2 separate regions of the Homo sapiens genome follow, and region 1 is linked to region 2. The links are chromatin loops, found by intact Hi-C in ENCODE. Cell type or tissue: endothelial cell of umbilical vein. All regions are shown on one strand. Region 1 overlaps AFF3 (ALF transcription elongation factor 3). Region 2 has its middle 37 kb from the start of CHST10.

Evidence for each region. Hi-C counts contacts between places; a loop is a spot of excess contacts. Peaks named below come from ENCODE experiments on the same cell type or tissue, not always from the same donor. Only the 100,000 strongest peaks of a DNase experiment are listed, where the experiment ranks them.
Region 1: it touches region 2 in a loop (4-fold over the local background); 4 of 110 quality-filtered maps call a loop at or near these places.

What each region holds. Positions count from the first base shown.
Region 1 is chr2:99,814,058-99,822,057 of GRCh38, forward strand. All of the region lies in intron 8 of AFF3 (ALF transcription elongation factor 3), which reads right to left. Among named protein-coding and RNA genes, the nearest start is that of AFF3, 320 kb to the right of the region's middle. In endothelial cell of umbilical vein, a CTCF peak has its summit at 4,961 (motif pointing right); a DNase peak (open chromatin) is centred at 4,974; H3K27me3 peaks cover 826 bases.
Region 2 is chr2:100,376,657-100,384,656 of GRCh38, forward strand. No RefSeq gene overlaps it. Among named protein-coding and RNA genes, the nearest start is that of CHST10, 37 kb to the right of the region's middle. In endothelial cell of umbilical vein, a CTCF peak has its summit at 4,710 (motif pointing left); a DNase peak (open chromatin) is centred at 4,705; H3K27me3 peaks cover 626 bases.

The sequences.
Region 1 (8,000 bases), 560 kb before region 2:
TACCCACCTGAGGGTCTACAAGGGTTGAAGCTGAAGAGGCCAAGAAAGAAACTTTCTTGGGGGAAAGTTGCTGTAGTATGTGGCATTTTTCCTCCCCTATCTGTAGTGGGTAAGGGGATGACAGATATTTCTTTCTCACCTCTAGCCTAAGTAAAAGAGCTTCTAATCACACAAACCACCACCACCACCACCACCACCACCCTCAAAGGACTTTATATTTGTTCTGGGGGCTTGGGGATAACTAACTGAAGCCTGAAAAAGCCCACAGGGGAAAGGCAACTGAATGGCCTGAGATATAGCACAGAAGGGTATACTGGATGTGAACTGCACTCCCACCTACAGAGAGACAAAATATACTACTGCATGCAGAAGCTGAGTTGGAGCACGCATAGGGAAGGAAGGGCAGGTCCTGGGGAAGATTGAAAGGGAGGCACTACCTTCATCAAGGGAGCTACAGCTTGACATTCACATGGGGAAAATCTTTCTGGAACCATGAAAACATCCCACAAGAAAAAGAACCCTCCAATCTCCAATGCCAGCTCACAGGAATAGCCAAGTAAGATTGTTCCAGCCCCTTACCACTCTTTTATCACACTAGCTCCGGCTCCTGGAGGAGCCAGGGCCCCAGCTAAAAAATAAAAGAAGGAGAAATACAAGGCAGTGGAAGAGAGAAGGGGCAACCATGTCCCTCCACCCCTCCCAGGATTACAGCCCAAAGAAGGCCCAAGGTGGAGGAAGGAAAAACTTGAAGTTTAGAGCTTTGACTATGCCATATGATTTGGCATTTTAATTATACTTTTTTTTTTTTTTGAGATGGAGTCTCACTCTGTCACCCAGGATGGAGTGCAGTGGCGTGATCTTGGCTCACTGCAACCTCTGTCTCCCAGGTTCAAGTGATTCTCATGCCTTAGCCTCCCAAGTAGCTGGGATTACAGGCGTGTACCATCCCCCCCGGCTGATTTTTGTATTAAAATGACACATTTTTGTCACTAAGAGTGACTGGAGAACTTTTTTATTATATAACAATGTCTAGAAACACCATGGAAGCTATGAGATTTCATCCAGGGGCAGGGGAGGAAGTAGCCCACAAAAAAGGTCTAGAGAGACAATGAGAAGAAAAATAGAGTTGCTTTATGATCATGAATTGTTCAGTCTTATTCCTTGGATGTATCAGTTGCATTTTTTATTATAGCAAAATATAACAAAATTTTACCACTGTAACCATTTCTAGGTGTACAGTTCAGTTTAAGTATGTTCACACTGTTGTACGACCAGCACCACCATCCATCTGTAGAACTTCTCCATCTTCCCAAACTGAAACTCCATACTCATTAAACAATATGTAATGATTGCATTTTAATGAGCAAATAGAAGAATTCAGCACAAGTCCCGGCTCCTGCCTTTGGCACTTACTCCATGCTGCTGCTGCTGTTTTACTTTTACTTATTCAATTTCTGATGCTCTTATTTTCTTTGTGTAGATCTGACTTTCTGACTATATCATATTCCTTCTGCCTAAAAAATTGCCTCCAACATTACTTGTAGAGTATGTCCACTAGCAATTAATTCCCTCAGTTTTTGTTTGAGAAAGTATTTCTCCTTAACGTCTGAAGCATATTTTTGCTGTGCATAGAATTCTGGGTTGAGAGTTTTTTTTTTTTTTCCTCTTTCAGCATGTTAAAGATGTCACCCCACTGTTTTCTTGCTTGTTAGTTTCTGACAAGAAGTCCGCTGTACTACTTATCCTGGTTCCTTCTCTCTCTCTCTCTCTCTCTGTGTGTGTGTGTGTACATGGATATTTACCTTGCAAGGTATCCTCTTGAGTTTGAGCTTCTGGGGTATGTGGTTTGGTGTCTGTCACTAATTTTGGAAAATTCTTGGCCCTTATTTCTTCTGCCCTGCTGTCTTTATTTTCCCCTCTGTGATTCCAGTTACATGAATGTTACCATTTGATATTATCCAATAGGTCTTGGATGATCTGTTCTTTTTTTTTTTTTTTAAATCTCATTGCATTTCAGTTTGGGTAACTTTGGTTGACTTATCTTCATGCTCACTGATTGTTCAATGATGTCCAGTCTATTGATGAACTCATTAAATGCATTCTTTATCTCTGTTTTCCATTTTAAAAATTTTTTATTTGGCTCTCTCTTGTAGTTTCCATCTCTTTGGCGACATGGCCTATATAATCTTGCATGCTGTTTACCTTCTCCATAAGAGCCATTAACATATTGATTGTAGCCATTTAAATTCTTTGTCTGAGAGTTCTAACATCTGTGTCAAATCTAATTCTACTTCTGATGACTGCTTTATCCCTTCAGACTGTTATTTCTTGCTGTTTTGTAAGTCTTGTAATTTTTTGTTGAAAGCCAAACATGTCATCTAGGACAGTGGATTCCAGGTAAGCACATTGCATGCTTGGAGATGAGGATGCCTTCCTCCTCTGTTAGTTCTTCAGTGTGGAGGTTTCTGTTAATGTGGTCAGGAGTCTAGTTGTTTGTGAAGACTGCTATCTGCTTGGCTATGAGTGTCCCTCCTTGGCTTTGGGTCTCCCTTTGCATGGTTCTCCAAGTTGTATTCCACTGTTATTCTTCTCAAAGCTTGTTAGTGTGGTGGTTGGAGAGTGGAGGAGAGAAGATGGTATCTGATGTTCCGATTAAGCCTCAGCCTCAGGTAGGCACTCTGAACAAGAGTCTTGGTGGTGTGTCCTTCACAAGTGTTCCTGAGCTTTCTCCAGATATACCGTAATGTTAGGTAGCACACATTCCTGCCCCTTCCCCATGGGTAGAGTTTTTTGTGTTCTTCTTTTCTCCTCCTCTGGGTACAGTGAGTTTCCACCAGGAACCTCAGGATACATTTTGGTTGCCCTTCCTCCTGTAGATTAGGGCATTTGTTTCTTAGGAATGACAGGGAATATGATTCTGAGTTGAATATTGCTAGTGGTTGCCATTCTTCTTCCCCTTCTCTAGAGGGATCCACCAGTGCCCTCAGGCTGCAGTTCTGTATCCTTCCTGAAGATTAATGTTCTAGTCAGTAGGAGAGATGAAGGACATGGGTTCAGCTAGAGGTTCTGCAGTGGCTGCTGTTCAACTTCCTCGGTCAAGACCACAGGAAAGGCTTCTCGAGATTCTCCCAGGTCTTCCCTTGGGGCACCTGGCAGAGGAGACGCCTACAACAAAGTACAAACCTCCCCGGGTCTGCCACCCTCTCCTGCGAGCCCATGTTCAGCCTTTAGCAATTTGTTTAAAGTTTCTAGCCAGATCTTCTTACTGGCTCATACGGTCTTGTGTGGTGTTCCCCATGTAAGCAAATGTCCAAGTCCTGCTTCTTCCTGACACGTCTATCTCTCTTCATATTTCAGACTGTTGTTTTCCATGCTATTTCAGATCTCCCAAAGGAGTTTTCTGTTTCTTTGGCTTTTTTTCCTGTTCTAAGAGGGGGATTACTGCTCCTTCCAGATTACTGCCTTTAGCTCTGAGTTGAAATATTGCTGAGTTTTTATTTTGTTTTGTTTTTAGAGATGGAGTCTTACTATGTTGCTCAGGCTGGCTTTGAACTCCTAGGTTCAAGCAATCTTTCCACCTAAGCCTCCCGAGTAGCTGGGACTACAGGTGCATGCCACGGTGCCCAGCCTGTTGCTGTTTTATCAGCACTTTACCAAGTTGTGTGCAATCTTTAATCTCTGAGCTAAACAACTAGCCTGGGTCAAGCACATGTTGCAGCTTCCATTGTCGGAGAAGAAAATGAGTTAGAAAACTTATTACTGTATTTACTACATTGAATATGCATGACCAATCCTTCATTTTCAAGTAATCACAGTGTCATTATAAACTCTAAATTCACTCAGAAGTGACTTCTTATCAGAAGTAAAAAAACAAAGTTTATAATTTTAGATGCCTTTGCCTTCTTATGAAGACATATGCAGAATTCCATCTCTGACTCGTTTCTGGACCCTGGAAATAACTGGCTTTTTATAGCAATAACTCAAGGGACTGAATATAATTTAAAAGTAATATACCCAATACAGGTTGAGCATACCAAATTCCAAATTTCAAAATCCAAAATCTGAAATACTCCAAAATCTGAAAGTTTTTGAGCACCAACATGATGCTCAAAGGAAATGTTTATTGTAGCATTTAGGATTTTAGATTTGGGATGTTCAACTGGTATAATGCAAATATTCCAAAATCCAAAATCTAAAACACTTACACTCCCAAGCATTTCAGATAAGAGATACTCAAATCATTAAAGTACTTATTGAGACTATTAGGTGGGTGCTACAAAATCATTTCCCGACAGAAATGTAGGGAATCTCATTCTAATCAAATTAAAACTGTACATCAATGAAAAATACAACGTTGAAACCGACAATCCTTCATCCATGGTAAATGAATGTCAATCAATTTCCCCTCCTGTGTCTTTGTTTAAACGTCTATGTAAAGTCTGGAGATTTTCTGAGCCTATCTCTTTGGCAACTCCCACTATTTTAATTCACAGTCCTTTCAAGTCCAAGCAAATTTCTGAGTTTCACATTGCTCTCCTAGTTGGATAAATCTTTATATAGAAAGCACTTACATTTCAGTAGGAGGGTTTAGTCATTTGTCAATAAATGAGATAGCTGGTTCAAGCAATCTACCAAGTTTATTTCTATGTGAAAATACTGCTAGAAGTTAGCAGGTATACATGATCTACATGATTTTAAATTCTTTGTGAATTCTCAAAATAAATCTTTAGAAATATAGTATACTAGAACATGTATTATAAAAATTACTTTGCCTGGGTAATCTAATTCATCATTGGGCATACTTAGTATAGCCATATATACATACTTATAAACACAACTTACAGGTATAAGTTGACATAAATGAACATAAACTGACAATCAACTAAGAAGGCAAAGACATTTAAATAAGCACATTGTATTTAAAGAGATAAAAAGCTATCAACTACCTATCAAATGAATGTTCCACCAGGGGGTGTAGTATGCATTTATTATGTCTGCAGCCAATTTACCTGGCGTATGCACCTAAAAACAGTTGAACAAAAAGTATATTTTTGTAGAATGATTTATGACGTCCCACTGGCTTTCATTTTTATTCCAAGGAAGCTTTGTCTGTATATTTTATTGCTTTTCAATTAAATCCAAAGTTATTTCCAACACTTTTGGTTTTCAAATTAAAGCTAAGTTGTAAAGAAAACTGTAAACAAATATCTAGATTCTTCAGGGAAGTCTGCTATTAATGCTAGATTAATTCTTTCCTATAGCCAAGAATCTTTTAGCAAAGCAATTGTTTCTTAGCGTTAAATACAATCTCACAAATATTCTACAAATGGATTTTATAGGTTGAGATTTCCTTTAAGTAAAGCTCGTCGCTAATGAATCTGGAAATATTCAGTTATTTTAACAAGAATAATAGCAGCTAACAGTCATTAGTCCCAAAATAAAGTGTTTCCTTCAATCTCAGATTTACAAAATTGGTTTACCTCCACAACCACATTTGATGAATGAAAACATTTTATTAGATATGTTGATTCACTAAGATGTGCGTATTCACAAATTTATCCAGCAATAGATGTAACAAGCATATGAAATAATAAATGAGAACAGTAGCTTTTTTCCTTGCAAAATGTACACTCTACTGACATCTATATTGGGTCAGCATCACCCAGCCACTAAGCACCAAAGCTGTTGTTGAACGCAGGAGTGGCTGATGCTAAGGCTCAAGCTCTGGTGAAAACCCACACTGTGTGGTCAGGGGAGCCGGAGCTTCTGCCACTGGGAAACTCTTGGTTTCTCCTGACTCTCCATCTTTACCTTCCCCCTCCTGGGGAAGAGGACAGCCTTGCCTGTTGTTGCTCTTACTGGGGGTAATGTGGGAAGGATGCCTCCACCAGGAGGTGCCAGTCATCATAGAGCTCCATGGAAGGCAGCACAGCACAGGCGGATGCAAAAAGAATCCAACATTTCGAGATGCATTATTCAGTAACTAGGTTACACATGAATACACACTCAAGATCAATTTGTAAGGAACTATCAAAGGCACAGTCATGCATCGCTTGACAACAGGGATTCATTCTGAGAAATGCGTTGTTGGGTGAATTCGTCGTTGTGCAAGCATCATAGAGTGCACTTACACAAACCTGGGTGGCACAGCCTGCTACACACCTAGCCTATATGGTATGGCCTATTGCTCATAGCCTACAAAACTGTGCAGCATGTTACTGTACTCAATACTGTAGGCAACTGTAACACCCCTGCAACACACGGGTAAGTATGTTGTGTATCTGAACATACCGAAACATAGAAAAGGTGCAGTAAAAATACAGCATAAAAGGTTGAAAATGGTCCATCTGTATAGGGCTTTTTCCATGAATGGAGTTTGAAAAACTGGAAGGTGCTCTGGGTGAGTCAGTGAGTGAGTGCTGAGTGAAATGTGAAGGCCTAGGACATTACCGTACACTACTGTAGACTTTATAAACACTATGCACTTAAGCTACACTAAATTAATAAAAATATTTTTCTTTCTTCAATAATAAGTTAACCTTAGCTTGCTGCACCATTTTTACTTTATGAACTTTTAAAGTTTCTTAACTTTTTGACTCTTTTGTAATAACACTTAAAACACAAACACATTGTACAACACATTGTACAAAAAAGTCTATATCCTCTTCTGTGACCTTTTTCCTATTTTTAAGGTTTTTAAATTTTTTTCTTACTTTTAAAACTTTTTTGTCAAAATTAAGTCACAAACATACATATTAGCCTAGGCCCACACAGGGCCAGGATCATCAATATCACTGTCTTCTCCTCCACATCTTTTTTTTTTTTTTTTTTTTTGGATAGAGTCTCACTCCGTCCCCCAGACTGGAGTCCAGTGGCGCAATCTTGGCTCACTGCAACCTCTGCCTCCCAGGTTCAAGCAATTCTCCTGCCTCAGCCTCCTGAGTAGCTGGGATTACAGGTGCACGCCACCATGCCTGTCTGATTTTTGTATTTTTAGTACAGACGGCGTTTCCTCATGTTGGCCAGGCTGGTCTCCAGCTCCTGATGTCAAGTGATCTGCCCGTCTTGGCCTCCCAAAGTGCTGCAATCACAGGCTTGAGCCACTACATCTGGCCTCCCCTACATCTTTTCCCACTGGAAGGTCTTCAAGGGCAATTATATGCATGAAGTTGTCATCTCCTAGGACAACAATGCCATCTTCTGGAACACCTCTGGAAGGATCTGCCTGAGGCTGTTTTACAGGTAACTTTTTAATATATAAGCAGAAGGAATATGCTCTAAAATAACAATAAAAATTATAGTATAGTCCAGGGGTATCCAATGTTTTGGCTTCCCTGGGTATACTGGAAGAAGAACAAAATTGTCTTGGGTCACATATAAAATACACTAACACTAACAATAGCTGATGAGCTAAAAAAAAGAAAAAAAGAAAAAAAGAAAATAAAAAGGTCCGTGCATAAAACTCATGTTTTAAAAAAGTTTACGAATTTTTGTTGGGCCGCATTCAAAGCCGTCCTGGGCTGCATGCAGCCCGCAGATTGGACCAGCTTGGTATAGTCAATACATAAACCAGTGACACAATCGCTCCTTGTCATTCTCAACTGTTCTGTATTGGACATACCTGTATGTGCTGGGCTTTTATCCGACTGGAAGCACAGTAGGTTTGCCGACACTAACATCACCACAGGCAGTGAGTAATGCCTTGTGCTATGACCTCGTGATGACCAAAACATTGTTATGCGGCACATGACTATTTCTAAGCTCACTAGGGCCCCTCGTGTCACACAACAGGCATTTGAGAGCCTCAGTCTAACTTCTCACAAGCAATCTGCAGCTTCTCACCAATGAAGAAACAAAGGCAGCCAGGGCACAACCTTTCATTTCCCCAAGGCTGTGAGAAAGAGGTGGTATAAACACAAGTCTTGTGTCCCCAAAAGAAGAATTTATTCCTTCTTACATTTTGGAAATATTGATATTTTAAAAAAATTACTCTGTGTGAT
Region 2 (8,000 bases):
CTTTTTTTTTTGAGACAGAATCTCGCTCTGTTCCCCAGGCTAGAGTGCAGTGGTGCAATCTTGGCTCACTGCAACCTCCGCCTCCCGGGTTCAAGTGAGTCTCCTGCCTCAGCCTCGCAAGTAGCTGGGAGTACAGGCATGTGCCACCACATTCAGCTAATTTTTGTATTTTTAGTAGGGGTGGAGTTTCACCATGTTGGTCAGACTGGTCTCAAGCTCCTGACCTCAAATGATCCACCCACCTTGGCCTCCCAAAGTGCTGGGATTAGAGGCGTGAGCCACCGCGCCCAGCCTCCCTGTTCCCCTTGAGCTATGTGGAATCTCCAGCCCTGGGGCACATCCACTCATTACTTTGAGCTGAGGGCAAACACCTCTGCTGTTACCTACTTGGCACAAGCTTGGCAAAGGGCCAGACCTAACTGGGAACTCTGAATGTCGTTCTCGACCCAATCGCTTTTCAGGTTTCCCAGGTTCCCTGCTGCTCCCTGTGTCCAATGTCCCCGAACTTGGAACATTCCCAGAGTAGTGGCCACTCTTTTGCTGCCACAGCCCTTTCTGGGTTTGAGGCTATCATTGTCTTCATTAATCATATTCTGTCTGTTTTCTGTTTCGCAGGGATTACCTAAAATTTGCCTTCAATTGATGACCCTTTTTCTTTTCCTGGCACTAACAGCATTGCTATTAATTTGCTTTACTAGAAAGGTATTCGGTCACTTCCTCTCAAGTTTGGCCTTTGGTCAGTGGGGACCCATACGGGTTCAACATGCTTGTTGAGAAGTGTTATTTCTGTTCGGGGCCCATCTACCCTGGCCACGGCATGATGTTCACCTGCAACAATTCCAAGGTGTTCAGATTTTGCAAATCTAAATTTCACAGAAAGACATTCTTCTGCTATTGCTAGGGAATGTTCTTTCTGCTTCACTGTGCTGCTTTGCCCCCAAGTGTCTGATGTTTCTTGATTGCGCATCACTCATTATTAGGTCTGAGATTCCCTGTTCGCTTGTTGGTAGCTGCTGTTCTTGTTTGCTGTCTCCTGTCCCCAGTGTTTTAGGGGAAGGAGGAGGACTTGTTGCCTGGGTAGGTGGGCAAGAAGAAAGTTGCAAAGAAATAATGAAAGCAAAGGGAAGGAGAGGTAGGTGGGTGTGCTCAGCCAGCCCCTTTGATCTAATCTTTATATCTATACTAATTTCAAGGTGCTTTTAGTTATAAACTACATGTTGTTCTAACACTGAAATAGTGAACTAACTTTCTTAAATTGGTAAAATAGGTACTTATACCAATGTTACTTAAACAATAGAAATAAAAGTAATATTATTACTGCTTATCTGGCAGCACAGTTGTCAACTGGTTTCACCTTACCCCCTTAAAGCCTACCTCTTTCTGTTTCTCCCTCTCTTATGTGGCACATTCAGTGCTCTTGGCGTCCTCAGTGAAATCAGCTCTTTGCTCACCCAACACATCGAGATTCTCAACTAAATGAGAAGAGCATCCTGAAATGACTTCCTACAAGAGGTCCAACTTCTCCACAATTATGTTTGCTTAAATTTACATTTTTCTCATTTACCAAGAGGATATACTAAATGATTAGTTGATTTTAGAATGTACATTCTTAAGGGCCAGAGAGTTCCTATCACTAGATTATTAGCTCTTTGCAGATCATATATTATTAAGCCCTACAAAGGGGTGTTATTTGATGGTGATGATGACAGGGATGATGCTCTATGCAGTGTATCCTTCTGAAAGAGAGCCTGGTAGTGTCCATTTATCAACCTCAAAGTGCTGTGTAAAACCAAAATATTCTACTCTCATCATTAAATTCTATACTTTATTATTTACTATAGCATCTAAGATCTTCTTGATCTTAAGCACATTTTTAGCCTGTATCACCTCCTAAACACAAACATTCAAGGAACTATAGTTAGTTTTTATAGCATTATATCCCAGGATGGTAGCTGGCATTATTGTGTCTACTGAAAAGTACTAAGGAACACACAAAGGTGAAGTAATTAATCATATGCCAAGACAGCAAAAGAACCGCAATGACATGTTTTAGGTGTAGAAACCCCTGTTCTACCTAGTAGACTCGGTGCCAGCCCCTCGGCAAGCACTGAGCACGCCCGTTCCTCATTTTCACAATCAAACTTACCTACCATTACATCAAGAAGACATGCTGATTCCCAAATGAGCAGGACTGGCTGAACATTAAAGCCAAATGATGGATGAGGAGTCCCTGTGGGATGGTGCTATGAACACGGGCCACCACAATTAACATCACGATCACTGTCGTTACATACTGGCCCTTGGCAGACAAGTTTTCACCATCAGGCCCAGATTTACATGATTCAAAGCGTATAAAAATAAACTATGAACAACATCCCACCTGCCTGGGACACAGATGCACATTGAACAGGAGATGGCGTGGATTTCTGTATGAAGTGGCCATTAGTCATTCTACAAGTACAGACCTTGTTGCCAGGAGTGGAAACAAGCCATCATTAGTGTTAATGGAGTTATTGGTTGAGTGGTAATGAGGCTATTGATTGGACAACAGCTCTGTGGCCTTTTTTTCCCTCTTAGAAGTCCCTGAACCTGAGCATGTACAGCATTACAATGGAAATTTCTCGCACCAAATCCTTTGCATGTGTCCTGGTAAATCTTCTTCACAAAGTAGTTCTTATATGTATAACTCAGTTTCACAGATCTCGTAGATATCGGTTGGCATTCTCCAGAATCATGTGGCAAAAAAAAAAAAAAAGCAGGAAGCAGGCTAAAAAGAAATTAGACATAGGCTGGGCATGGTGGTTCATGTCTGTAGTCCCACACTTTGGGAGGCCGAGGTGGGTGGATCACAAGGTCAAGAGATGGAGACCACCCTGTCCAACATGGTGAAACCCTGTCTCTACTAAAAATACAAAAATTAGCTGGGCATGGTGGTGTGCGCCTGCAGTCCTAGCTACCAGGTAGGCTGAGGCAGGAGAATTGCTTGAACCCGGGAGGCGGAGGTTGCAGTGAGGCAGGATTGCGCCACTGCACTCCAGCCTGGGAGACAGAGCGAGACTCTGTCTCAAAAAAGAAAAAAAAAAGAAAGAAATTAAAGACATAAAGCAAGCCTACCCATTTCTACTTCACATTACAGCTCTTTCCACACCTGGTGCCCATTTCTCAGATTCTCTCACTATACACCTTCCTGCCCTTTATTCCTGGCATTAAATGACTGTATCTGCCAGGGTGTTCCCAGCCAGGTACGTTCACATGCAGATTCCCACAAGTAATTGTCACCCAGGCTGGAGTGCAGTGGTGCGATCTTGGCTCATTGCAACCTCCGCCTCCTGGGCTCAAGCGATTCTCCTGCCTCAGCCTCCCAAGTAGCTGGGATTACAGGTGCCTGCCACCATGTCCAGCTAATTTTTAGTATTTTTAGTAGAGACAGGGTTTCGCCATGCTGGCCAAGCTGGTCTTGAACTCCTGACCTCAAGTGATCCACCTCAGCATCCCACCTCTGCATCCCAAAGTGCTGGGATTACAGGTGTGAGCCACTGCACCTGACCCCCACAAGCATTTTTAAAGCCATCTGCCATTAATACCACAAAGACAGAATCAGCAGGATGCTGTGTCTTTGTGCAGGAGAAACATATCTCAGGTGATACAGGCTGAAGGTTGTCAGTGAAGTGTGTACACGATAACATGGGAAGCAAGAAAGCAGTCAATGTGTGGAGCAGAAGGCTTTTAAAGGAAGAAAAACCCTGCTGCATTACATAAAAGCAAAGAATACACTTTATATATCTTTGCCAAGAACGGAAGCTATAGCTGTAGGCTTACTGAAACCAACCTGAGTTATATGGTATGTATATACACGTACACACACATATAAAGCTTTTTCTGAATATCTTGATTTTACTGTTTGCTGGGTTCTTATCAAGCAAGAACATCATCTGGAGAATAATCTGCAACTTTGAGCAATCATTGAATAGAAAAATTGCTCACAAATGCTCCCTGCATTTAGTTAGATGGGTTTTGTTGAAGCTGATGAGCACAACTCTGCCAGGCACTGAGAGGCCTCTTTTTCTAAAACTCCCTCCAAAGCCCTGAGGAGCCTCTATTCAGGCCAAGGTCGGCTAACACCCCTGTGGCTGAGAGTTGCTTTCTTCACTGCAGGTGAAGATACCCCTTTGTAACTGGAACGGCTGCTCTGGGCCCACCACAGGTCACCATTCCTTTCAGAGGAAGACATACATAGTTAGTGTGACTTGTCCCAAGTATTGCTGGGGCAGGCTCCAGGATGGGTAAAATCATGGTGAAACCATACAAAGACCAAAGCAAGGCGTTCCAGATTTCAAACAAATCACTAACACCACCACCACCACCACCAACAAAACCCTGTGGGTTTTAGCAGCCTTTTACTAGGAATTATCTTCTAGGGAGGGAAGCTTTGCATTGTTTTTGAACTTATGATTTAATAAAACAGACAAAATTTCTGTTCCCGCAGCTCTGAGATTTTTGGTGATTTCTGTACACTTGTTTTCCCATTCTCTACCTGCTCTTCAACAGAGAAAAATCTGACCACGTATGTCCTAGGCCTAATCTCCGAACAGCGGTGTTTTGTAACTGTCATGATTGTAGCTTCGGAGAGTACCTTGGTGAGTTTCCCCAAGTGAGTTTACAGAAAGGGAACCTGGCTTTAGCAGGAGCTAGAATAGGAAACAGCGCCCCCTGGAGGAACATGGGGAAATGAAACTGGCAGAGAAACTTCCAAGTGGATAGCTTTGAATGGTAGCCCAAGAACCTCCCTCATTTGTTGCACTTCCTGTTCTTTGATGCCCCTCACTGTAAAATGGGTACTCTCACTTCTGCCATTCTGTTCATCTTCTTATGCTTGGAAGTGTGTAAAATACTATGCAGATCAGAGGTTCTGGACACTTTCCTCCTCAGGAACCACCTTTGATTTATCCAAAATTATATACATCTTCATATTTGCCTCTTTTTAGGATCAATGGGAGGTAACATTAACGGGAATGCTGGAATTGTGAAACATCAGGTACTTGGTGAAAGTGAATCACAAGGCTTCATGCAGACATGCTGGGGAGAAGGATTGTCAGCCTCTTCCCGCTTTCCACATCAGCTGTCATGGGGCTGCCCAGGGCAAGCATGGCCACACCCTTCTAGACTCTGGTCTAGAAGTCTACAGCTTTTGATCATAATTGTCTAATATGTACATATATATTTTTTTCTTTGAGACGGAGTCTCGTTCTGTCGCCCAGGCTGGTGTGCAGTGGTGCAATCTCCGCTCACTGCAACCTCCGCCTCCTGGGTTCAAGTGATTCTCCTGCCTCAGCCTCCCAAGTAGCTGAGATTACAGGCACATGCCACCATGCCCGGCTAATTTTTATGTTATTTTATTTTTAGTAGCGATGGGGTTTCGCCATGTTGGCCAGGCTGGTCGCGAACTCCTGACCTCAGGTTATCCACCTGCCTCGGCTTCCCAAAGTGCTGGGATTACAGGCGTGAACCACCACACCCGGCCATAATTACTAATATTTAAGGATCAACTGTAGACTAGAAAATATGTTGCTGTTATTTTTATAATTAACCTTTTAGTTTTCAGATAATTTATCAGTGCAATTTGCCTATGGCTAATTCTTTAGTTTTATTCTCTCTGTAACATGGAAGTTCAGCCTAGTTTTGCCCTTTGGAAAAGCCATAACATTGATTTTCTTTTCATTAGAAAAAAACATATTTATTACCGGCAATTCCATGCCTAGGTATCCCATGGAAGTGGAAACATATACCTACACCAAGTCTTGTATGCAAGTGTTCATAGCAGCATTATTCATAAGAGCCAAACCTGGGAAACAACCCAAATGTTCATCAAATGGTGAATAGATAAAATTGGTATCTCCATATAATGGAATTCCCACAGCAGTAAAAATGAACTAATTTCTTTTTTTTTTTCTTTTTTTTTTTTTTTTTGAGACAGGATCTCACTCTGTTACCTAGGCTGAAGTGCAGTGGTGTGATGTTGGCTTACCACAACCTCTGCCTCCTGGGTTCAGACAATTATCCTGCCTCAGCCTCCCAAGTAGCTGGGATTACAGGTGCCTGCCACCATGCCTGGCTAATTTTTGTATTTTTAGTAGAGACGGGGTTTCATCATGTTGGCCAGGCTGGTCTTGAACTCCTGACCTCAATGATCCACCCACCTTGGCCTCCCAAAGTGCTGGGATTACAGGTGTGATCCACCGCGCCCAGTCTATGAACTAAATATTGATACATGCAGCAATACGGATGGATCTAAAAGACTATACTAAGGGAAAAAAGCCATACTCAAGAATTTATACATCATATTAATTCATTTATGTGAAATTTCTAATAAAGGCAAAAACAGAAACAGGAGGAAGAAGAGTGGTTGCCTGGGCCTAAAGCTGGACCTCAAATGGGTATTTAGGAGATTTTTTGGGTAACAAATGTGTTCTAAAACTAGATTGTAGTAATAGTCGCAAAAGTACATTTACTAAAACATAGAACTGCATACTTATAAAAGGTAAAATTTATGTTTTGTAAATTACGTGTCAGTTAAGCTGAAGAACAAAAACTAATTTTAAAAAAATCTATCTTTCCAGGTTATTAAGATTTTGTCCCTAAAAATAATATAAGTTTTTGATAACTGAACTTCACAGTTATTAAGTTGACTTACTGACTTTTAGGAATTTATTTTTGGCATGCTAGTTTAAATCAATCATGACAAACTTTGGGCAGCAAAAGCCTCGTATTGTTCAGAGTCTGTGAGACAGGGCTCAGCCTAGAGGGGAGGGAGTGGCAGAGTATGGCAGGTGCTACTAAGTCCTACAGAAAGTAGCAAAGTCCAAGGTGGCAGAAAGCCAGAGCCCAGGAAAGACAGCTAAGGCCAGTTCTACATTATCATCTGTGACCAGGAATGGAGGCTGAGGATGACTTTCCAGGTCTCTCTGGGGTTCTGGAAAATGCAGAGGCCAGAGCCCACGTCAGTGTCCAAACAGTAAGGAGTCTGGGGCTCAGCCACAGAGCCTCCGAAAGTCTGGCAGCAACAGCAAGAGGGGCATTCTCAGCTTATGGAGATCCTGTACCCAAATCCCACAAATTCTGGTCTGTTCATTTCTGTCACTGAGAAAGGAATAGCACGTAAAACACATCACGCAAAATTAAAGATGGGTGCATATATTTCAGATTTCAACATTAGTGTAAAAAATACACACTATGATTTTACATCAGAACACCAGAGACAAACATCATGGATATTAAGGAAAACAAAATATTAAATAACTGAGAAATAAAATGAGTAAACACTAAGCTAATCGGGCTTTTTACTATTGCAACATGTCTAATGAAGTGGTTTCAACCATACAAAAAGGATCAGGACACGAGTATTTCCAGTCTACTTGGAATAAATGGATCTGATTCTATGAATCATTTAATAAAACCTGGTCCTGGATAACAGGACAGGATCCACTTCCCTGGTGGTTAACTTGGTACATTCTGTCCTACGCTAGTTTTTACTTTCAAACTTGAGTACTGAGCAAATACTTTAACCTGTCATTCCTTATCAACATCTTGGTGAAAACTGAGGGTTTGAGGGCAATTCACTTTCTGAAAAACGCAAGGCCCAGAGCCCATTCACTTATTCGTGTAGGGTCATGGGTACTAGTTCTGAATTTACAAAATGGAGTAAATGTATTAGTGTAGAACCAAAGGGCCTGGAAGCCAGATGCTCCAAGTCTATTTCTTGCATAAGGGATCTAGGAGGAAGGTAAAAGGAATTCTCTTTTCCTTCCTTAGCACCTGGGTTCTCAGTGGGTTTTCTATGAAGTCCTTGAATGAATGCTTATTAAAGCGCATTCTCATCCAGCCACAAAGCACCATTTCTAACCTCTACATGTAGACAAATTTTATTACCAGGACCAGTGTGGAGACAGGTGGCCATACTTTCTTCTTTCTGGTTATGCTCAGCCCATTCCATTCCGGCTTAG